Regions from separate parts of the Mus musculus genome. Here all the other regions are linked to region 1. A link is a loop called in an ENCODE intact Hi-C map of the cell type or tissue named here. Cell type or tissue: left cerebral cortex. All regions are shown on one strand.

Region 1 (8,000 bases):
GGAAAGGCCCATAGTAGCCATGTTGTTTGTGCTGGATGCCACTTGGTGACAGTTTTTGAGGAGTGATGGGAGCTGGCAGTACACCTCATGATCCAGGCCCACTGAAGGTGTGAGTGAGCACACAGGTGCCCCTGTTCTCCCAGGGGTTAGAGAGCTCGTGCTGTAACGTGTAGGCCTGCCACTGGGCCAGCCTCAGGCCTCAGTAGGGAGCTCAGTGGGAGACAGGGTGTGGGGGTGGCCCAGGGTGCCAGGCAGCTTCTGATGGTTCTTGGGGATGTGCAGAGCCAGAGAAGAAGGAAGCAGGAGCACAGAGGTTCTGTGGCTGCTGTGGACCCAGAAGCATGTGTGAGCCCCCATTTACCAACTGGGCAGGGACTTGTGCAGCTCAGCCTGAGCGCCTGCAGCTGCAGAATGTCCTCTGAGGACTCTCGGCAGTCATTACTCGGAGAAGGGAGGAGGCTTAATTTTTCCTGTCTCCCTAAATGTTATTGCCTTTACGGGCTTTGGAAATCAGTTTTATGGCCTGCGTTATTTGTCCACTGAAATATGGGAAGCCCTGGAGTAAAAATAAACAGCAGAGGTGCTTCTGGGCCTGAAAGGTCAGGAGGCCGAGGATGGGGCAGAGCTGGTGTGTAAGTCCCCCGTCCCCCGTGTGAGGGTCACTCTTCAGGGACTGCTGCAGCTGGAGAGGGGCTGGAAGGCGTGCTCCAGACCATGGGGAGGGATTCTAGTTCTGGTGTTTCCCTGAGGCCTGGGACCTGGCCCCTTTTGTCAGTTGGTCCCTGGGGCCATGCAAACCTCTCTATCCTTAATGCCCAGTTTCTGCTGCTCCCACTGAGCGCCACCCAGGATATCCAGCCAGCCACTGGCAGTGAGCCTTTTCAGTAAGCAACAAATAAGCCCTTGCCATGCAAGATGTAGGCCTGGCGGGGCCTCCACCTGCAGAAAGCCCCTTATCTTCTGGCAGAGTTAGGAGCTAGGCAGAGATGGAGATCCAGCAGGGACACTCTCCCTGGTAGAAGTTAGAGCTGGGTACCAGTTAGAGGTATCTGGGTTGAAATGGCCCCATGTCCTCCATGTGAGAGAGGAAGGTGGCATCTGCCGCAGTCTGAGGCTCTAAGAAGAGAAGCCTGGCTGAAGGCTAGGGGTATGTGTGTGGGTGAGCTAAGAGAAGGGGGCTGGGGGTTGGTCCCAGGCTCTGTTTCTGGGACCCAGGACCCTCCCAGAGAGGTTCCCATGTTCTCCCCATCCTGGGAGAAGGCTGCTTCTCTACTCCTCTCTGAATATGCAAAAGGAAACTTCGAGTCCAGAAGAAAAATGTGTGGAAGATGGGGACTGCCGATTCCCGGTAGGAGGAAAACAAATGGCCAGTAAACAAGTGAAGAGAGGCGGAATTTTGCCAGCAATCAAGAAAAGGCTAATTGAAACAAAGAGCATCATTCTTCGCCCACCAAGGAGATGGCTGTGGGAACACCCACTTAAGCAGGTGTGGCACAGTCTCGGGAAATAGCTGTGATGCTCCACTCATGGCTCACACCAGCACATAGTAGGTGCTCACTAATGCATGTCTTCATGTCTGAAAACAAACATTTCTTTTTGTATGAATCAGCGCCACAACTGCTTGTTCCTATCCACTCAACTACCCCCACCCCCACCCCCACCCCCACCCCCACCCCCAGCTCCTACTTGTTCCTGGGCTGTGGCCAGTGTCCTTCTGGGCCAGGACTTACCTCAAGGGCATGGTTGCTGCTTCTGGGTTTCGGCTTACCAGGGGAGCACTGCTAACTCAGGGACGTGGGATGTAGCAGGCCTTGAGTTGGATGAGTCGGGTTCCTCTGCTTTGTTCTGATTTTGAGACAAGTCTCAGGGTGTGTTCTGGCTGGCCTAGAGCTCAGTACATAGACCAGGCCAGGTTGGCCTCCAACTCACAGATATCCTTCTGCTTCTGCTTCCCAAGCGCCAGCATTAGAGGTTTGCCACTACATTGTTGGCCTGTGGTGTTCTTGGTTTTCTTGTTTGTTTTTGTTTTTTTTCGAGACAGGGTTTCTCTGTATAGCCCTGGCTGTCCTGGAACTCACTTTGTAGACCAGGCTGGCCTCGAACTCAGAAACCCGCCTGCCTCTGCCTCCTGAGTGCTGGGATTAAAGGCGTGAGCCACCACGCCCCCCTCCCTGTTCTTGGTTTTTGAGAAAGGCTCTCACTCTGTAGCCCAGCTAGGCCTGGATTTACTGTGTAGCTCAGGTTGGCTTCAAATGTGCGGCAATTCTCAGGTTTTTTCGATTGCTGGGACTGTAGCTATAAGCCATTGCCAGCTATTCCTGCTTCTTTCTGTCTCTCTTCTCTCTAGTCCTCTCCATTACAGACAGCTAGAGAATTCATCTTCCTTCCCTCCTTCCTCCCTCCCTCCTTCCTCCCTCCCTCCCTCCTTACTTCCCTCCCTCCTTCCTCCCTTCCTTTCTTCCTTTCAAACAAGCTCTCATGTAGCCACGCTGGCTTAGAACTGACTCACTATGTTGACCGTGAACATCTGATCCTGTTGCTTCCTGAGGTCAGGGACTGCAGTGTGCCATGCCGTGATGGTTTTATGACTGCACATTCTCTCCCACCTCCAGCTCTGACACGGGCCATTCCCCTGGCTAGGAGCACTCTTGTATCTACTTCTTTCTGGCTTACGTTGAATGTCTCCCAGGTCCTACACGGACTTCCCTTAACCTGAGTCAGATGTTCTCTTGTGAGTTGCATATTCAGCTATGACCTGTTTCTCCAGCAGCTCCATGGGGTGCCAGAGCTACAGTGGAGGATCATGGGAAACAAGATCCATACAGCATACTCCAGAGTGTGACACAGTCATGTGTTATGTGTGTGGGTAGTCTGAAGAAGTGGCTTATCCCTCTGTACCACACTAGAAAGCTGGTGGCAGGTGGCAGTGCCTTTTCTTGCCAGCCCATCCTACAGAGTCCTCTGTAGAGCCTAGCATGGCCTGGCCACAGTGGAGCTCCTCTTGATGGGGGAGCCCACACTTCCCATGGGCAGTCCTGGGGAATCTGGATCTGTTGTACTTGAATCATCTTCCACCCACCCACCTGGTGTGTGGTACACCTCCTTAAAAAGAAGCCAGTGGAAGAGTCGGGGCTTGGGAGCTGCCAGCCTGGAGCTCAGACAGAGCCTGAGACCAAACCCCCTTCTCTTAGCTCACCCACATCTGTGACCCTAGCCTCCAGCCAGGCTTCTCCTTAGAGCCTCAGACTGTGGCAGATGCCACCTTCCTCTCTCACGTGAAGGGCATGGGGCCATTTCAACGCCGCTACCTCTAACTGGTACCCAACTCTAACTTCTGCCTGGGCCATAACACAGGCACTAAGTTATGGTGGTGGAAAGGCTTCCTATGGGCCAGAGTTCAGGTCCATGGGAGACACCTGCTTCAATAGCTGTCTCCTGAGTCAACGTCAATTACTGAGGCCTTGAGCAAGCTGCAGAACCTGGGGCCAATAATAATAATATTATGAAGATTAGTTATGTCTTTTTAGATAGGACTGGTCTAGCATTCTGTATGTAGCTGAGGATGACCCTGGATTTCTGATTCTCCTGCTTCCCCCTACTGAGTAAATCACAGACAGACACTTCCACTCCTGGTTTATACAAGGCTAGGGGTGGAACCGCACCCCTTTTAGAACAGGAATAAGGGCTGGGGCCGTAGTTCAGTTGGTAGAGTGCTTACCTAGCATAGGTTAAGTCCTGAGTTCGATCCTTAGTACTGCAAGGATAAACTAGGCGTGGTAGTGCACCCCTGGGACTCAGTACTCGGGAAGATGCAGCAAGATCAGGAGTTCAAGGCCAGCTGCTGCTACTTTATTGAGTTTGAGGCCAGCCTGGGATATATGAGACTCCATCTCAAAAACAAAACAGATCAACAACACGAAAGGCACCTGCTTATAGTGAGAATAAGCACAGCAACTGTGTCACGCTGCCTTGGGGGTGTGATGTGGTGACACATGGTGACAGATGCCAGGCGCCTGGCACCATCAGGCCTGCTGCTTTGCCTCTCACAGATGGGTGCCCCTTTAGGAAATCCCCTCTAATTATGAAGTTAGAAATCTGAATGGTCACATGGGGAAGAGGCACACACTCATTAGGAGGCTCAGGCACACAGCCTGGGCTACGTCAGAAGTCTCTCACACCAGCCTCCTGAAGACAGCAGGGCTCAGGAGAGAATGCCTCCATCCTTTTGCTGGCGCTTCCATCTGCCAACTCTCCGGGAGCTGCTGGCTGGGGAGGGCCCACTCGGGAGCCTTCCTGTCCCCAGAGACCGCCCCCAGGGTCCTTCACCTCAGGCTTGTAATCTCCGCTTTAAAGAGGACTCGGATCCCTTCCTCCTGCCCCCCACCATGACTAATCCATTCGCCAGGGCCCCAATCCAAGAGAAAGCTAATTAAAGAATTTCTGCTCTTGGCTCAGTCTGGACTTTGAAGATTCCCCTTGGTCTTCTTGGAGTATATGAAAACAGGTGGAGAAAGGGGGCGTTGGAAAAGGCATTGGATAAACCTCCGAGCCTCTGTAATAGGCCTAATCCCCCACAGCCTGCAGGCATCAAATAGTCCTCACCCAGCACACTGAGACAGGGGACACACACGGGGCTGCTTCCCACCCGGTGCTCCTTTGATCCCTGTTCTCCTTGGAACACAGGAGCCCCTGCATTCCCCACCAGTACAGGGAGGTTGAAGGGGAAAAACTGGATGTTCTCCAGGACAGTGAGGGGCTGAGGTCCTCCTATACCGGCTGCTCTGGCCTGGAGAGGTCCGGTGGATGACGGGGAGGGAACAGATGACTGGTGTGGTTGGGTTCTGCCTCCCCAACCCTCTCTCTCAGAGTCTCCACAGGAAGACTGGTGGACACCAATGGCATTTTCCTTTTACTGGGGATTGAGCCCAGGGCTTTGCTCATTTAAACAAACGCCTTACCACGAAGCGTCTCCGCCCAGGAATATTTACTTAAATTACTATTACCTTGGAGGCAGGATCTCATGTAGTCGAGGGTAGCCTAGAGCTCTGTATGTGGCTGAGAAGGACCCTGAACTCCCAACTCCTCTGCTTCCTCCTCCCGAGTGGGATCACAGATGCATCTACACTCCCATTTATGCAGTTCTGGGGATTGAACCCAGGGCTTTGTAAACGCTGGGCAAGCACTCTACCAACCAAGCCACATCCCCAGCCCAGAGGTTTTCATTAACTATCAGGAATATTTATTGGATAGTAATGGGTAGAAAGTGACCCTATGTGACACGGGGGCCCCTTGGCAGCTATGTGCTCTGGCCAAGCAAAGACTGACACACAACAGTTGCTCAGCAAAGACCAGTTGATCGTGTGCTGGCTTGAGACAGAAAGGGCCAATGCAGCCAATGCTCCTGCGGCCTTCAGAGAGCCTCCTGAGGGCTCTGGGGATGGATGGGACCTGACTGTGTGTGAGGTGCTCTTAGATGCTTCCTTCCCCTTCCAGTAATGCTGAGCCTTGGTGATGCCCTGGGGGGAGTAGGGCTATCTGATGCCACTGTGGTTGTACTCTCACCCCGTTTCCCACTGGTGTGCCAGGGTGGGGGAGGTGGGAGGCACACTAAGCAGGGGTCTCTTGGGGTATCTGCCTGCATCATGGAAATAAAAATGATAAAAACCTGTCACTGAATTCTGGGTGGCAGTAAATTACTTAACACCTGAAACAGGTTGAAATGTGGCCACCGTGGCTTTTAATAAGCCCATCTCTGATGCAGCAGCTTCCGCGAGGAACCGGCCGGGTCTCTTCTCGAGGCATAATTTCATCGCGGCCCCGGCTTGGCAGCGGTGCAAATAAGATTTCACTTCCCCTGTAAATCTCTGAGGGGGGGAGCGCAAGATTTCATTTGCGCTGTCAGTTAGCGCGGAGAGAGCCTATTTACTTTGCTGCAGGAATAGTGGGTCCTTTGGAGAGGCAGGACACAGAGGCCAAGGGGAGTTGGCTGTGTCAGCACTGAGAATTGACATGGGCGGAAGAGGGCAGGGAGGCGGCTGGGGCATGGCTTGGGGAGCACAGATGGTTTGGACTTGCTTAAAGTAGACCAGCAGTACCAGAAATACCTACATTGTTTCATGGATAGGGGAGTGGCCTCCGATGGGTCAGGGCTTTCCTAAACAGGGTGCTAGGAGTCCACCACAGGACATGGTCATGGGGCGGTGGCTTGGGGTGTTGGGACTTTCATAGGTTTGGATGCCATATGTCCAGGGATGCCACAATCCAGGGAAACCAGGTAGGTCTCCCTGTCTAGGAAGAAGGAGCAGGGGAAGGGAAGGTTCTAGAATCCAGTGTTAGGAGGATGAGGGCAAGAGACTTGAAATGAGAACTTTTAGTTTAGCGTCGAACCAAACAGTGGAGCAGGGAGCGTTACACAGGAGTTCAGGACCTTGGGTTGCCCTTGGCTGCAAGGCAGCCATTCTGGCTCTGGCTCTGGCTCTGCTCCTTCTCCTTCTCTTCTTTTTTGAGACAGGGTTTCTCTGTCTAGTCCTGGCTGTCCTGAAACTCACACTGTAGACCAGGCGGTCCTCCAACTCAAGAGATCCACCTGCCTGTGTGCCATTCGGTCCTTACTGGACACCAGCCCCCATCCTAGAGTGATAAGCGGTTCAGTGACTTCTTTGGGAAAGATGAGGCCTTGGGCTGATTGGCTGGTGGTGACCAGCAGCCCTTCTCTTGAGCTTCTGTTAGCAGTTGGTCTGGGAACCGCTTGAGAACGCAACCCTCTTCCCTGCCTTGGGGAGCTTTGAGCCCCTTTAGGTTTGGGGTGTTGTCCTAGGTGTCACTGTGCTGTGGAGTACAGTCAGCAGACTGTGGGCTGGGTTGGGGTTTGGGGACTCGAGATAAGGCAGAGCCTGCCAGGGAATTCTCCAAGGAGTAGTCGGGGCGGGGGCAGCTTGGCAGTGCCAGCCCCGTTCAGAAGAGACCAGAACTGAACTTGTCTCCCGTTCTTGCCTCAGGTGGTGAATGGGGCCAAACTCTCCATCTCCATCTGCAGAAACGCCTTCAATGGGAACCTGCCTCCTTAGGGGTCTCCCAGCCCAGCCAGGGCTTCCCTACCTCACTCCTTAAGAATCCCCAGCACCCTGCTTCTAGGAAGGGAAGACTGTATCCCTAGCCCTAGCACATAGTAGGCCCTCAATAACTCTCTGCCTAACTGGCTGGCTAGCCATTTTCTAGGAAGTCTCCACAGCAGCCTCAGAAAAGAAAGCTACCTCAGGAGAGAATGGGAGGCAGCCCTCCGAAACACCCAAGCATCTCCTTAGAACTCAGAATCCACCCACCTTGATCTGGCCCCTAAAAGTCATGTTGAGTGCTGCCCGATGGAGTGTTCCCCCTTGATCAGTTCCTGCCCCTAGCACGATGGGAGGTGAAGTCAATGGAGGACAGGAGAGGCATCTGTGGGGCCAGAGTACCCAAGGTCATCTCTGCAGGGGCTACCAGCCACCAAGGCCCGTGGAGAAACAACTGCTTCCTTGGAATATAAGGGGAAACTCATTAACCCCCCCTGAGATGTGAGAGCAGATCTAAGGAGGAGTAATGAGTTCTCGCTTTATCTTAAACTTCGAAGGAATTGCTGCTGTTCTCGTGAAAATAATTTCTTCTCTCTCCCCCCCCCATGTGAGAGACCCTGACATTGTGGATGTGGTGGGCATGAGCAGGGAACAAGGGACATCTTCAGGGGCTGAATGCGAGGGTCACCGGTGGGGCAAGCACATGCTCCCAAATGCCAGGCTGGGCAGTTCTGCTCTTATCTGGGTGCCCACGTGGATGCCAGAGCCTCTTAGGGAATAATCCTCAGCTTTTATTAATAACTCTTCCAGTGAAGACCCTCCCCACGTCTGCACGTGTCAGGGGGCTGCCCTACATGGCTGACTTAAGCTTCTGCTGAGCTGTCCCCCCTGTTCCAAGCCCCCTTTCCTGGTCATTACAGATTCTTTTTAGTTGTCTTGTTTTGGCTT
Region 2 (8,000 bases), 65 kb after region 1:
AACGAAAGAACGAACGAATGAACGGACAATCAACAAACGAACTAAATGGAAGCGCAGACAGCCCTTGTCCCAGGTCACTCAGTCTTAAGATGCCAGTTTCTAGCACCCAGGAAAACCTGGCACGCACAGCATTAGTTGTCAGGTGCTAGGTACTCTGGGAGGGTTTGGTGTTGTGGGGTACAGGCAGCACAATGGAGTCCCCAGACCCCAAATGCTTTCTGTACTTAACTTGGGGTCTAGAGTTCAAGTCCTTCGGTTTTCTGGAGGGGAAAAGTATTGAGGTAAGAGCTAAATAACACATCAACCTTGAACTCCATTTGTAACTGAAGATGACCTTGAACTCCTTTATCCTCGGGCTCCACCCTCCCAAAGTCTGGGGATACAGGGTTATAGACATGTACTTCCACACCCAGCTATTCTGATGTTTTTCTAGGAAAGGCAAAACATGCATTGGGCTGAAGTCCTTCCTCCCATTTTACAGACAAAGACATTGAGGCACAGATCTGGCTGCTCCTAGCACCCCCTGTACTCTGGGGCCCTGGACCGTGGTGTCAGTGATCAATGCCCAAGTGGGAAGCTGTCAGGTCTGCCCGCTGGGCAGATGCTGGCACCAGCGCCCAAGCCTTAAATATTCATTCACTTGACAGAACACTAATTAAACAGAGTAAGGTGCATTATTACTTGATTAAATTTTTTATTGGCAGCTTAATTGGTCTGTTAGTTGCCCCTTAGGGAGATGTTTCTGCTCTACCCCACTTCACCCCGGCCATATGGGAGGGAGCCCCTAGTCTCCTGCACTGTCCTCTCCCATAGGCAGTGACCAGGGCACCCCAGACACATCTTCTCCCGTGCCCCGCCCAGTGTCCCACACAGCTGACCCCACCCTTTGGCATCAAGGGCTCTTTCCTGTTGGATCACAGCAACCAATCTGCACCTGGAAGGGAGTGTCTCCTGTCGAAACCCCTGAGGTCCTCAAAATGACTACCTGAGACCTTTGGAGACCGAATACATCCAGATTTGAGGGGACAGGCTGGAAATGTAGCTAATTTAGTTCTTGACATGCATGCACAAGACCCTTAAGTGTGATCCCAGGACACCATTATCTGGGCATAGTAATACAAGCCCATAATCACCACAGTGGGAGGCTGAGGATTGGAAGTGAAAGACGAGCCTTATCAGTATAGCAAGTCTGAGGCCAGCCCAGGCTGCATAAGGTCTCGTACCACTTTCCCTGTGGTCACAGCCTTGATGCTACCTGTTCCCCCAAGTACAGGTGGAAGTTCCAGGCCAGGAATGTGGCTCAGTGGTAGAGCTCCTGTCTGCTCTACACAAAGCCCTGAGTTCAGGTCCCCAATGCTGGGTGACAGGGAGCGTAAGCAGCTTGTCAGGGGAGGCCTAGGGTCTCTGAGTACTCAGGGTTGGCCTGTGGAAAGGCCTGGGATGTCCCCACAAAGCAGGTGAGACCACCCTGCCCTGTGTAGCCTCCTACCCTGGGACAGCTCCATCTACCATCCCTACAGATAGCGCAAAGCCCAGCCGCTTAGCCACGCCCTATCTTCCTAATGTGCGCACCTAATACAAGTTGGGGACACAGTCATCCACCTTCAGTGGAGCTGAGACGGGCAAGATATCTCTGCAGTAAGGGGCGCACCAGGTAGCACCCTTACTGCCATGTCCCATGACCCTCACGGGCCAGGCCACCCATTTCCCCAACCTCTGATACAGCAGAACAGGTAAAAAGGGCCACAAGTTAACCTGCCCTCTTAGTACCAGCTCTGCACCATGAACCTCAGTTTGCCCCACTGAAAAACATGAGCTTGTCCTTAAGCCATGGGAAGGGGCGGGGTGGAGGGCCAGGCCAGCTCCTCAGTCACTTCGCAAACACGAAAACCTTCTCTGGGTAGTAGAGGCAGGTAAGAAAATGGGGTCTTCCCAGAGTGTCTTAGGTCCACATAACCTAAGGTCCACATAACATAATCCGCCTTGGCTGCACCCAGGTTGAGTCTGGGAGCCACTCCATCGTGGGTCCTGCCCACCCCAGCTCTCTTCTCTGCGTCCTCCCACCCTGCAGAGAGCACCCCAGCCCCACTGATGTCCGAGGACTCATCTAGCTGCCCCAAAAGCCGCTGCTGGCGAGCAGGAGGCAGGGTAATTGGCATTGTGGGCTCTGAGTGCAGAAAATGAGCGGCCGTGGCCGGCACGGAGCGGGAAGCTTCTCACTGTCACCGGCCTTATCTAGGAACAGGCTGCCCAATTGCAGGGCCGTGCCCGCTACACCAAGCAGCTGCCAGCTCCTCCACTGCCCCTCCCCAGTGCCCTCAGTGTATCTCCAGACTGAGGAATCTGCTGCCCCTTCCAGCGGTCTGGGGCGACTCTCCAGGGAAGGCTTGACCTGACACTGCCCCCTCCCAGGTGTCAGCCACAGGTGTCCTCTGAAGCCAGAAGGAATAGGGCACCCTGTTCACATGCCTGCTCAGCTCTCCCCGCAGCCGAGAGAAAGGACTGATAATAATTTTGTGCGTGGACAACACTCCAGCATCTATCTGGGAAATGCAGTCACTGGGGGCTGCGATAGGGTGTCATATATTAGGAAAATAGGACTGTAATGGGTTTTCAATTGTACATAACGCAGTCAGTATTACAAGATTACGCTGTGTGGTACTTGGTGGCTCACAGATGGCTGAGGGACACAAGTCCCAGAAGTGCTGAGCCTAGGGTGTGTCTGGATGGGAGCTGGGGGCCGGTAGCACTGGCTTCTGAGCTTCGGCCCAGACAATGGCAGGCGCTGTGCTTTAGGGTCGGTCCCGTCTAAGTTCAAATCCCATGGCTTCTCCCATAAGTGTTCTGGTTTCCACATTTGTAAAAGGAGGGCCGCACGCAACTGCCTATAGGATGATGAGATTAGCTGAGCTGTGTCGAACACATGCTCACAACCCACGGTCCCTGTCCATCTCCTGTCTCTGTCCTGTGCTGCTTTATGGGAAAATCTCCTTCTCTGTGGACAGAGAGGCAGAGTGGAGTCCCTGAAGACCTCACAGCCCACTCCTCTGAACTTGACCTCCTAGGAGACACAAGTCCTGGATTTTAGGTCCAGACTGCCTCCGGATGTCATCCCTCCTTTTTCTGCATGAAGAGCCGACGTGACTTATTCAGCTATGGAGTACTGCTATTTCTTGTTCTTGTTGCTCAGCTTCCTTCCCAGCCAGGGCTCTCTGAGGGGTGGAGCTGGCCTGGCATCCTATGTCCGAGAAAATGAGATAAACGTGGCAGTATGCCGCTTACTCTCACAGGTTTTCATTCTACCTGAGTGGGTTCGGCAGCCCCTAACGAGCTGTGCACAGACAGGGCCAACGAGAGGTCCTACCATCCCCACAGCCTGCTTACCTGCTCTTGAACTGCCGTCCCCACGCCTGAATTTAGCACCCAGCTAAGCTTACCCCAAAGCCGCCCTCTCTCCTAACCTTCTAGGCTACAGGCCCAGGGTAGCCTTAAGACTTCTCAGTGGTCTATCCTTGGTACCATAAAAGAAAACAAATTATTCAGAGTGGCTCAGAGCCCCACCAGAGCCATCTGGAACTCATACTAAACAGAGTAACACTTTGCTTGGAGGTTTGTGGGTGGCCATTTTACAGCTGGCCCCTGAGGTCACAGAACAGGGGTCAAAAGGCTGGGTTAGGATGCTGGGTGAGGAGAAGTGTCCTTCCAGAGTGTCTGTCAAGTGGAGACCAGCCAGCCCAGAGCCTAGGGCAATAAGTCTGATCTGTTTAATAGTGGAAGGAACCGTATGTGAAAGGAACAGTTCTGCCACTTGTCAGACCCCACCCCATACCACAGAGCCCCCAGGATTGGCATCGTGCCCTTTCTGGGTTCTCAGCTGTCCCTGGTGAGTGCCAGCCAAGCTGTCTGGTATCACCCAGACTCTGGCCCTCTAGGGCATGGGGTTGGAATGCATGAGAGACAGGACTGGCTGCCCACTTGGGCCCTGAGCTGTCATCTCCAGATGGACCAGGGTTCCGTCTATCCATCCTTCTGTCCCTCTCAAGCAGAGCCTCCTGTTTCCACAGCTGCTCCCCTGCCCCCACCAGCCTCATCCCACAGACGGCTTGGTGAGGATGTGGGTGTGAATTTCCACGAGAAGGGAGGCCCTCCCTCATTCCAACAAAGAATCATAGCTGGGCAAGAGGAAGCAGGGAGGGACAGTAGATCACAGGGAAGATGCCCAGGCAGGTAAGGACCCCTGGGAAGTTTGCCAGACAGCCTCAAAGACAGGAAGCAGCGTGTGCTGAGGTCCAACCACACAGCCCCATTATGCCGCGGGGGCTGAGTTAGACTCTGGATCCCATGCCCAGCTCTCTGCCAACCCATCCCACGGCCAGGACAAATCCGACAAATTGTGCTCCAGTTCCAGAGACACTCTGGGGACCAGAGGCCTGGGCCAGAGGTCTGACAGCAGATCCCTCATCAGAGCCTCAGAGAGCTTTGCACACACAGCTGTTAGCAAATGCCAGCATGGCCTCTGTCCCACCCTGCCTTGCCAGCCTGCCTCAGTCACCCTGAGGGACTGTGGCACATTCAACAGTTACTAGCCAGAACTAGTGCTAAGAGCTGCACTCCAGAGGGGCCTGAGCATCTCCTATTCTCTCTCTGCCCAGGGGAAATGGAGGCAGTATGGAGGAGCCAGACAGCCAACTGGCGCTCCATCTGTGACCGTCATCTGTCCATGTGTCCATCCACACACAGATGGGTGCTTTAGTTTAACGAGCCAGGCCCTGGAGAGTGGAAGCCAGGGATGAGGCTTTATCAGAGCTCACTGCCTCAGGGGGGTGAAGGAGACAATGGACAGCCAAAACTTCACATGCCCAGGGCCCTAACCCGTGCTCTCCTTAGTCCCACAGGGCCAGAGCTGCTGAGCCAGAAGCTGCCCCCTCTCTTGCACCCACCCGACTCCTGACCTGTGCAACATGCCTGTATGTGTCAGGGGTGTGAGGGGGGGGTGCCTGCTTGATGAAGGGCAACTCCACCCACCCAGAACCCAGCTGCCTCCAGCTGGTATTTAAAGAGGTGTCCCAGGGTGACTGGTGCTCATTCCACCCACCCCGCAGAGTCCCTCTTGAGGTAAATCAAAGGCAAAGCTGCCAGCTACCCTTCACCCACACACACGCTCTGCCCTCTGAAAGTGCCTCAGCCAGGCTGGCTCTCAGGCAAGTTACGATGGGGACCGCAGACTTGGGACCAGTTAAGTCCCCAGGCTGCTCTCAGGACACACAGGTCAGTGTGAGGCGGAGACTGGCTGGGGATGCAGGGATACTTTGGATGTAGCCAAAGTTTAGCTGGTTGTTTTAGGGGATGCTGAGAATCACAGCCTGACACCTGCTAAGCACACACTCTCCACTAAGCAGTGACCTCGGCTAACCTCTGTTAATAAGGAATACTAACAGGCCCTAGAGACTGGTTGGACAATGCCACCCAAGGTGGTGGCCACATCAGAGAAAGATGGCTGACAAAATGATTCTGTCATGGCAAGGAGGGGCAGGCTCTGTTGGGGTACAAGCAAGAACCAAGACAGCTGGTCAGAGTGGCAACAAGAGGGAGGGGACTGGCCTTCTCTGAGAGTCGAGGGGTGTGATTCTCTCTACCCAAGGAATGCTGGAACCATTTAACACGGGAGAAAACCGAGACCCCGAAACTGGGGCTTGCACTGGTGTAGACAGAGCCCACCAGCTGAACGCATCCTGCCAGGTGCCTGAAGCACAGAGGAAATTAAAAGGGGTAAGGGCTGCTGACAGCATGTTCCAGGGAACCCCACCCCCACCCTGTTGATATTTACTGGAAGCGCAGCTTGGATTTATAGAACTGTGTTTCCAAAGAGCTCAGAGCCGCATCACAGGCCAGCGCTTGCTGTCCTGGGGGAGGGACACATCCTGCCTTTGCAAACTTGTTAATAATCCTCCTTGTCAGGCAGTTCCTCCTCTGTCTAACCTAAATCTCTCCTGTCATGGCTTGAGCCAACTGTCTCTGCCATGGCTTAGTGCATCCTGAAGCAGGCTTTGATCTGTCCTCTGCGCCCCTGGGAGACATAAAGACATCTCTGAGGGTGGTGTGGCCTTCTTTCCTGGACCATAGTTCTTCCTCCATCAGCAGTGTTCCTTCCCTGGCCCTGGCTAGTACTGGGCCTTCCCTGTCCTTGGGGGACATAGGGGGACTCAGAAATGTGGATCTGGGTTTCCCATTCACATTCACAGACTAAGGTGACAACTTCTCTTTGTCACAAGGATGCAACCCTCCCTTCCTAAACCTGAACTCACTGGAGAGAAGTCAGCCATATATGAGGATCACAGGGCAGGGAGCCCCACAGAGCAGGGAGCCCCACAGAGCAGGGAGCCCCACAGAGCAGGGAGCCCCCCAGAGCAGTGTGCCCCACAGAGCAGGGAGCCCCACAGGGCAGGGTGCCCCACAGGGCAGGATGCCCCACAGAGCAGGGTGCCCCACAGAGCAGGGTGCCCCACAGGGCAGGGTGCCCCACAGGGCAGGGTGCCCCACAGAGCAGGGAGCCCCACAGGGCAGGGTGCCCCACAGGGCAGGATGCCCCACAGAGCAGGGTGCCCCACAGGGCAGGGTGCCCCCCAGGGCAGGGTGCCCCCCAGGGCAGGGTGCCCCACAGGGCAGGGTGCCCCACAGGGCAGGGAGTCCCACAGGGCACGGAGCCCCCACAGAGCAGGGTGCCCCACAGAGCAGGGTGCCCCCACAGGGCAGGGTGCCCCACAGGGCAGGGTGCCCCACAGGGCAGGGTGCCCCCACAGAGCATCTGGCACAGAGAACACGCAGGGTGGAGATGGAAGTGCCTGGCTCTGCTGGAGGGGAGCCGACTATGCCAGCAGAGGTGGGTGGAAGGAAAACAGAGATAGGAACATAGTCTTGTACCTCAGCTCTGTCATAGAACCCAAATGACCTTGAACAAACGCAAACTCCTGCAGGCAAGGGGCTCTGGTTGCCTTGGCCACAGGGTTACAGGCCTCTCTCTGTCCCTGCTGGGGTGGAAGTAGCCAAGACCTAGAAGACCCAGAACAAGGAAAAGAGGAGAAGGTGGGGGCTTCAGTCACCTCCCTAGGCAGTCCCACGTGCTGAGGAACCCACAGAGCCAGCTCTGCAGCGGTCCCATCTGCCTCCTGCTCCTGCTCCCAGCTCCCGATCCAACCATCTGAGCCAAAGTGTCTGCGCTGCACTTAACCCTGCAGACTCAGACCTTCCTTGACCCCCCCCCCCAGGCCTGGGTTCCTAGCCATATTCCATGGGGGACACAAAGCCATCCCTGGCCAATGCTGACTTCAAACACTCCAAAGAAGGCTTGGCCTAGCAGCTGCCTCCCAAGCAAGACCTTCAGGAAAGTACAGGCTGCGACAACTCCCCACTCCCACCCCATTTGCAGAGCCTGGCCTGGTTAATCTGCTTCATTAAAGGCACTAATTAATTGGCTTAATTAAAAGGGTAACCTCCAAGCCAGCAAGCAGATCTCCTCTTGATGAGCGGAAGAGTGACTGAGGAAGCCAGAGTTGAATAGGTGCATTGCACCCACTCCTGGCCTCCGTGCTCTCTTGGGACCACAGATTCAGCCATAGCTCTTTGTGTCTGGCCAGGGAGATCCTAGGGAAACCCCAGCATGCTAACCTTTAGGTAGGGCCCTCTCCCTTCCCTCAGTAGGCAGAATTGGAAGCCCACCGTGACTCATTGCAGCGCTGCTCAACTGCAGTTAGGAGTCCAGAACAGAAGCATCATAATGGAACCCAGAACAGGCAGGTTGCAGCCAGTAACACTTAACAGGCCAGGAGGGACTGCCAACTGCCATAGGAGGGCTGGGGCTAACCTCACTGTGCCTGTCTGGCAGGCAGCTGGGTGGAGCTACGGTGAGCTCTAGCAGGAATACTCCTAGTGCTGTAGCAGGATCCCACTGGGAACCTTTGGAGTCCCAGTTTCCATTATCTTTAGTCAAAAGAGCTGAGCTC
Region 3 (8,000 bases), 82 kb after region 1:
TTATCACCAGCTGCCTTAACTCTGTATCACGGCCACTGCCCTAGTCACGAATAAGCCCAGCAGGCCCTGGATAGCCTATCACTGTGCAAATGCATCCACGGCTTTCAGTAGAGGAAACCCAAATGGGCCAGCCTGGGTATCCCCAGAAGGGAAGGTCAAGAAGACAAGCCATCCATTCCAGTCCCCGTGCAAATACCTGAGGTTCTCTGCCAAGGGGTTTTAGGATAGCCCTGAGTTCTTTTGCCCATAAGTTTCTCATTCCTATCCCTCCTCGTGACTCACCCTGGTGTATGATTGAGGTCTGACCCCACACTTGGCTGCCAGCTGCCAGTGTTGTTATCACTGTTTTGAGACAGGGGCTCCCTGGGTAGCCCTGGCTGACCTTGAACTATGTAGCCCACGCTGCCTGGAATTTTCTGCAACCTTTCTGACTCAGTCTCCCAAATGCTAGGACTAGGCCTGCTCCATGGAGCTTAGCCTGAGGACAGCCTTTTGGTTTCCTTTTTTTTTTTTTTTTTTTATAAGAAGAGTTTCACTATGTGGCTCTTGGCTGGCCTGACACTAGCTATGTAGACCAGGCTGGCCTCCAACCGACTCACAGAGCTCTGCTTGCCTCTGCCTCCTGAGTGCTGGGACAGGAATACTTTTGTTCTGGACTCTTGTTCAAGAGCCCAAGGCTATGCCTGGCTAGTCTCAATCCTCCTAAGTGAATGAACAAATAAAGGAATGAGCTGGAAAGAAGGGTATAGGAACTGAGGGATGGAGGTGTCATATTCTCAAGTCCCCTCCCCTGGGACCTCTTCTAAGCCCTCTCCCCATGCTTACCACCTCAGCCTCTACTGACTGAGGACACACCCACGGTGGGATTCCAGAGCCAGGGCTGTGGAGAATCCAACAAATACCTTCCACGGAGCAAGTGGAAGCCCCAGAATCCTGACATCATCTACAGAGTGACTGACCCTGGGGAGCAGATGGGCTCTAGGGGCCAAAGGCAAGTGCACAAACAAGATCTACCCAGCACACAGGCAAACACAGGTCTGCAGACACAGCCTCCCGGACCCTCAGCAGTCCAGCTGCTGCCAGGGAACACCAAGCCAGCGGGGGGGGGGGGGGGGGGTAGGAAGCATGGTAGAAGAACTGTTGTTTCCTTTGTCCATCCTGGCCAGTCTGCCTCTCCCAAGCCCTCACCAGTACAGGGTGACCCCTACCATACAGCAAATGACTATATGCCATCCCAGGCCCATATAGTCACATAGAGTGCCAAGCTTCAAGAGCAACAGCCAGAGCTGAGGGTCATACTACCCCCACCCTTCCACAGCCCTGTGCTCTCCCTGCTGAGAGGCTAAGACTGGCAAAGTCTCCTTACCTCAGGACCCTCAGCCATGCCCACACTCACATATGTCACAGCTCATGATGGGCCTGAACTTTGAAACTCCTCAAGTCTTGGATCTTCCCACTGTCACTTGGACCAGGAAGTACTGGTATAGAGAGCCCTGACATCAGGAGGCACTAGTGACTGAGGTAGGGGACCTTAGCAGTCCTGCCTGCTTCCCCCAGGCCTAAGAAGTAAGTACACAGCGAAGGTGGGAGTAGACTGCAAGGGACCCACACTGCTAGGCATGGACTCTGCTGGAGACTTCCAGGGTTCACCTCATGGTGGCTGCCCCACTTCCCAGGTGAGGGAGCCCAGGCCCACAAAGGTCAGGCTTGCTGAAGGCCAGCTGGCCAGGCAAAGGAGTCCTTCCCAGGAACCACCTAGGTCCCCAAAATATGACCCACTGGATGACAAGATCCCCCCCCCCCCAGACAGGGTTTCTCTGTATAGCCCTGGCTGTCTTGGAACTCACTTTGTAGACCAGGCTACAAAATCCGCCTGCCTCTGCCTCCCAAGTGCTGGGATTAAAGGCGAGCGCCGCCACCACCACCACCACCGGGCTGACAAGATGTTTAATGTCATTTCCAGATCCTAAGATGAGCCAGCTCGGTAGAATACCTCCTGGCGCAGTCCCCTACCAACCCCCCCCCCAAGCTCCGCCTCCACGACGAGGCCACTTTGCAGGCCTGATGGAGGTGTCAGGGCCCCCTGCACCAAAGCAGAGTGGCTACCTTTTTCTTTTTTCTTTTCTTTTCTTTCTTTCTTTCTTTCTTTCTTTCTTTTTTTTTGGGGGGGGGGGGCTTCTCCATGTAGCCCTGGATGTCCCAAAATTCTCTTTGTAGACCAGGCTGGCCTCCATCTCATTGATTCATGAGTCTCTACCTCCCGAGTTTTGCGATCAAAGGCATGCACCACCACGCCCTGCCAAGCATCTGCTTTTTTTTTTACAGCAGCCACAGCAGCAGCCATCTCAAGGTCTGCCTCTCTATCTCTGAGACACCTGAGGAGTCTGGTCCACCGGGGCCTCCGGTCCCTCTCCAGCCAACTCTACACCAACACCTTTTTCCCAGTCTTTTGGCAGACTGTCCTGCCCTGCTCTCTCATTTTCAGGCTTGAAACTCACCCCTCCCCATAAGTCATGGGTTTAAGATCCTTGACAGGCAGGCGGGTTCCCAGAAGGGAGGCTACAGACCTGGGGCAGGTAGCAGAGGCTAGGCCACTAGGTTTCAGTGGAGACTTACAGAGCTGAGTCTCCAGGCTAAAACCCTAAAACCTTGCCTGTGCAGCCTGCCAGCAGGTGAAATGATACAGAGATGGCCCTCCGGCCTCTACGACCTCCTCTTAAACAGCCTGAGTGGATCTCCCAGGGGTTTCCACAGGACTCTGAGAGAGACACAGTTGCTAAAGGCCCACATGCCGCTAGTTGCATGGAGGAATCTGACCCCTTAACCTGCCACTATCTCTACAGAGAGCCTCTGCCCTTACAGACCCCTGAGCCAAAGAGCAGAGCCATTAAAGACCTGTAGCAAGTGCACATGCATTTACACAGCAGTCCCTGTTCTCCAACTAAGGTCCAGGGAGTAGTTATAGCAGGCCAGCTATAACAGGACAGAAACACTGAGGCACACAGAGGGAGGACTAGCAAGGTAGAGTCTGATGGATGGACCCCCATCAGACTAGCTGCATGGACTAAGCCAAGTCAGGCTGGCCATCATCTCTGCCTGTGGGCTTCTGAGCCTGGCCTGTCTGGCTTCCACTCTTCAGGGGAGGTTTTGCCTATAATCTTTCTGAGAACCAAGGTGGGATGTGTATACCTAGTTTCTCCACTCCCCCCCCCCCCCGACATCCCCCCTCCATACACTCAAAAAGCAAGACTGTCTCACTTCCCACTTCCCACCTGGCCTGTAGCCCAGTCGACCTCAGCTCTCCCTACCCTCAGACCTCCCAGGGACCCTCATATCCAACCACCCCCCCACCCCCAGGCAGCATCTCTTCCCAGGCACTGGCCCTGGCAGCCTGGGCCATTTCCATTTTAAACCTTCGGAGGAAGCCCTGAGCAATCGCCCACGGCAGGCACCAGCTGACAGGTGATGTTTGTGCCTCTCCTCCTGGGGCTGGCAGGAAGACACGCAGTTGGCTTTCAACTCCAGAAACCTGAGCCTGGAGCCCCTGTGTGCAGCCGCCTTCCCCCGTGCTTGCAGGGAGGGGAGCCCCAACCCACATCCCTCTGCCAAGAGAGTCAGAGGTCTTAGGTCCTCCTTTGCCTACACCCACTCTCCCACCCAGACAGCCTCCCCCCCCCAACTCCTAAGCTACCTAGGGTTGAAAAAGGGTGGGGCTGGTCTCCATCCCCCAAAGGATGCAAGAACGGAGGTGAAGCAAGGCTGGACCTTGTCACCCCTCACCTCTGTTCCCTTGCCTTGGCTTTATTTATTCACATCAGACCTCTCACTTGGGCCTCCAGGGCCTGGCACACCCCAGCTGAGCTGTGTTCTCTCTTAACCATATGCCCGGGAGAGCCTGGAAGCCCTCCCGGGGGCCCCAGGAAGCCTGGAGCAGCTCCCTGATGTCGCTGCTTCACAACTTTGTCCTCCTCAGAGAGCTCTGATCAACCACGGCTCCCTGCAGCTGGGCAACAACGCTCCCCAGCTTTCCGCCCCTGGGCCTCGGATCCCCACGAGGAGGGGCGTGCTCGCGGTCTATTGCCTCCTTGTCTAGGGAGCTGGGGGGTGGGGGATTCTGTGCTGTGCCCCCAGCTCGCTAGTCCCTCCGTTCCACCTTTGCAGCCGCCAGGTGCACAGTCTCAGCCCCCGCCGGCACCAGGCTGCCAGTCCACAGCGCGCGCAGGGAGGGAAGTTGGAGGCTGCCTATGCCCCCCTTGAAGTCGTTTTAAAAATAAAACCTCGCTCTAACCGTGACTCACGCGGCTAGTGGGGACGGGAGCGCGGCGCCGGGCCGGCCCGCTGCCCTCGCCGGGCTCGCCCCTCACCCTCCTTTTCCCGAGTGCGGGGCAGGAGCTGGGACCGACCTGCTCTGCCCGGCGCCCCCCGCGGGCCCGGCTGCCACCCCCCCCCGGGCGCAGCCAATGCTTGGCTTGGGGCTGCAAGCGAGCCCCCGCCCTTTCCAGCCTCCGCTCCAGGGAAAGGGGCCGCGGGCCGCGAACCCCGCGCCTCCCGGCGGCCCGGCCAGCATCGCCCGCTTTGAGCTCTTGACTTTCAATCCCCCTACACCCCGAATCCCAAAAGCTGTACGTCCCCCACCACACCGGACCGACTCCGGCGGCGCGATCCGGCCCGATGCGTGCAGCACGGCCCCCGCCCCGCACGCCCCAGCGCCCCGTCCCGACCCCCGGCCCGCGCAGCTTGCCTTACCTGCGTAGCGGCCGGGGAGGCGGGTCTCCTCGGGAAACTTTGCGGCGGCGGCTGGAGCCTCAGGGGTTATTCCAAGGAGCGGGCGGGAGCCCCAGCCGGAGGGCACCCAGGGGGGCCGGGGAGAGGAGCCCCCGGCGCGCGACGGAGCTCTGTGGCGGGCCCGGGGCGCGGGGCGCGCGGCGGCGCATCTGCCCAGCGGAGCGGCGGGAGGAGTGCGCGGGGTGGCGCCCGGCGGCGGGGTGCGTGTGCCCGGGCTGGTGCGCTCAGCGGGGCGAGGGCAGCGGCGGTGGCGGCGGCGGCGTTCAGGGCGCGGGGAAGCAGGCTGTGCGGCCGCCTCTCCCCTCGCGGCGGCGGCGGCGGCGGGGCTGTGCGTGCAGCGCGGAGCGGGGAGGGCGGGAGCGGAGAGGGAGGCGGCGGGCGGGGAGGAGGCGGCGGGGGCGGGGGCGCCGCGCTGCGCACTGGCCGGCGGGACCCGGAGCGGGAGGCTGCGCCGCCGCGCGGGGACTCTGGCCCAGCCCGGGAGAAACGGCGTCCGTGCGTTCCCCTCCTCCTAGCCTCGGCCAAAATGTCTGGGATGGGGGTGGGGGAGGACGAGTTGGGGAGCTGGTCCCCCCCTAGGGACTAGGGGGAGGGAGGCTCCCAACACCAGTCTCCAGGGCTAGAAGGAGGATGGCAAGAGAAGGGGTTTCTGGCTCGGGCGTCTCCTCCCCCTACATCGATCCTCTCAGCACCCACTCATTCATCTGTCCATCCATTCATTCATTCATCCGTCCACGCGAACATTCATTCACAAACAGAACCCACCTACTCTGCGTGCCCAGGTAACCCTCCTTGCCAGGTGCCCCTTTCTCGGCTCAGGCAACACCACCCCCCTCACTTGCAGCCCCTCCTGCACAGGACCTCTCTGAACTCTGCTTTTCTCTGAGTAGGACCCCACCCAGATGTGTAGGAGGGCAGGTTGGGTCAGATGCCAGCCCCCCCTTCCCCTCCCCTTTGAACAATTTAGCTAACCTCCCTAAACCTATGTGTCCTAAGTATAAAATGGAAGCATTAGCCCCTGGACTACTGGAGGGTTAAGGAGACCCACAAATGGGTATGTGGATGGAGGCAAGACTGATAGACGTTGTTTATGGAATGGGAAAGTTGTGCTATGCGCCCTGGGGACGCGGGGATGGATGGACTAGACAGTTATTTAGCAGGGAAAGTACCCAGACTTAGCCTTGGGAACACTAACATCTCTCTGCCCAGCCTCACAAACCCCGGGTGCAGACCTTGTTACCTTGTGACAGAGCTGGGTGGTCCCTTACAGACTTAGTTTTCCCCTTGGGTGCTGTCTACTCTGGGTGAGTCCCTAATACTGCTTAGACCACCTGTGAGTTCCCCCACAGTTCCCAGGCCCATCCCTAGACCTCCATAATCTATCTAAGACCCTCCCTGCAGGCAGACCCACTCCAACGGCTCCCACCCCAGCATCCCAACTCTAGGACCTTCCAGAAGTCCAGACCAGTCTGCACTTCTTCCCAGGCCACCTTCGCTCAGGATGCCCACTGTCACCCCTGAGGGAGGGCAAGCTGCCCCTCTGAGGCTGCCTTCCCTGCCCCTCCCCCCGCAGTCTTTGCCCCTCCCACCTCCTCCTCACCTCCCAGCTCCCTTCCTTCCTTCCCTCCCTGGGTTTGTGCTCAATTCACTGAACAGCTATTTTTTCCCTCCCAATTTTTACTTATCGCCCAAACAGCATTATATCAACAATAAAGGAAAGGGGGGAAAAATCACCCACAATGCCACCGCCCTGTGGCGTCAACAGCTTCCCTTCCCCTGCTCCCTTCCAGGCCGGTTCAGGACAGAGCTGGCTATAATTTTCACAGAACTGTGATTTCTGTCCTGCCTGCCTAGACCCCCAGATGGACTCGGAGGCCCCAGGGCTCCATCTCCACTGTTCCTCCATCGTGTCTCTTAGCATGTGCCTCAGAAATTCTGTGTCTTCCTCCTTTCCTAAAACAAGCCCCCCCCCTTACCTCCCTACCACCCCATGCCAGGCACCAGGCTGGTGCCAAGCAAGCATCTGGCCTCATACTGAGGTGGGTAGTATGCATGGGCTTGACTTGACACATCGCACTTAGATATCAAAATATCCCCTTCACAATCGTGGCTTTAGTGGTGATGTGATGTTCCTTCCAGCTGATGAACTGTAACTGGCTTAGCAGGAGCTCCTGCGCACGATTCAGGGGACACTGGGGGAGGTCCACCGTGCTGGGTACCATCTGGGACACCAGGGAGACTACTGTGAACCAAGCTGCAGTGGATGCAAAGCTGGGGTTCCAGAAAGGCACATAGTCACCCCTGGACAAGAGCTGAAACAGGATTCTCCACTCGACCCCAGAGACTAGGGCCAAGCCATCTGAGACACCAGAGAGCATCCTGGGGACAGTGGCTGTTCTCCTGGGGTGTGGGGGCAGGAGAAGGTGCAGCAGGAGCCCTTTGCAGAGATGAATGTCATAGTGGGAATGTCTAGGTGCCACCGAGCAAGAACTCTTGGCTGGAGTTGGGGATCAGAGTCAGGAAGACTGTGTGGAAGCGGTGGAAGAGGCTGATAATGGCAGCCGGGCTGGTGTGCAGGATCTTGGACCTATGGACTATGTAGGAACTCTGAGAGAAGTGGGGCATCAACCAAAGACTGTAACTCTAGGACAGTGAGACAGCCAGCTTGAGAGCAGTGAATATAGTTTGTTCAGTCCACAAATACATGATGAACCCCTGTATGCTACAGGCTACAGGAGAACACAGGATAATGGTGAAGGATAGAGTTAGTCCTGGGGGCTGGGTCCTGGGAGGCAATCAGCTTTGAGGGCAGCGCTAGTCACCCAGGAACACTTTGTGGCTTCAACCTTGAGTTTGCCAAGCCCCAGCTCCTCCACTGGGAGGGAGGCAGCAACCAGAACAATGTCCTGCAGCTCAGAGTGGGCCCTCCCACTGGGCAGCAAGGTCAGCCTGGCCCTGCCCGCAGCCTCCTCTCCCCAGCCTCTCAGCCACTACTTACCCTCTTAGGGGGATGTAGCTTCAGTTTGACACCTATATTTGTGGTGGCCAGTGACCCTCAGCACTGTCCCATCCTCCACTTTCTTATGCTAATGAGGCCACCACAGACTTCCTATGGCTAATGTGACAGTCTGGAAAGATCCTAAGATGTCTTCTATCCTACAAGTTGCTGAGATAACTGGATTTGGCAACATTGTTGTCAGGCAAGGCTGGGCCAG

The links. Peaks named below come from ENCODE experiments on the same cell type or tissue, not always from the same donor. Only the 100,000 strongest peaks of a DNase experiment are listed, where the experiment ranks them.
Region 2: a loop joins it to region 1, with 2.9 times the contacts of the local background. A loop is called at or near these places in 4 of 42 quality-filtered maps.
Region 3: a loop joins it to region 1, with 2.1 times the contacts of the local background. A loop is called at or near these places in 4 of 42 quality-filtered maps.

What each region holds. Positions count from the first base shown.
Region 1 is chr19:7,079,109-7,087,108 of GRCm38, forward strand. All of the region lies in intron 3 of Macrod1 (mono-ADP ribosylhydrolase 1), which reads left to right. It also overlaps 5730409K12Rik. Among named protein-coding and RNA genes, the nearest start is that of Flrt1, 23 kb to the right of the region's middle. In left cerebral cortex, a CTCF peak has its summit at 4,932; DNase peaks (open chromatin) are centred at 2,904, 2,997 and 4,270; H3K27ac peaks cover 2,689 bases.
Region 2 is chr19:7,144,304-7,152,303 of GRCm38, forward strand. The region is part of intron 3 of Macrod1 (mono-ADP ribosylhydrolase 1); the gene reads left to right. It also overlaps a transcript of Flrt1 not described here. Among named protein-coding and RNA genes, the nearest start is that of Gm38621, 25 kb to the left of the region's middle. In left cerebral cortex, no CTCF peak of the experiment used is centred here; DNase peaks (open chromatin) are centred at 4,112, 4,325, 4,646, 5,053 and 2 more places; H3K4me3 peaks cover 83 bases; H3K27ac peaks cover 1,952 bases.
Region 3 is chr19:7,160,946-7,168,945 of GRCm38, forward strand. The region is part of intron 3 of Macrod1 (mono-ADP ribosylhydrolase 1); the gene reads left to right. It also overlaps a transcript of Flrt1 not described here. Among named protein-coding and RNA genes, the nearest start is that of Otub1, 41 kb to the right of the region's middle. In left cerebral cortex, no CTCF peak of the experiment used is centred here; DNase peaks (open chromatin) are centred at 3,464, 4,152, 5,106 and 5,335; H3K4me3 peaks cover 2,832 bases; H3K27ac peaks cover 2,339 bases.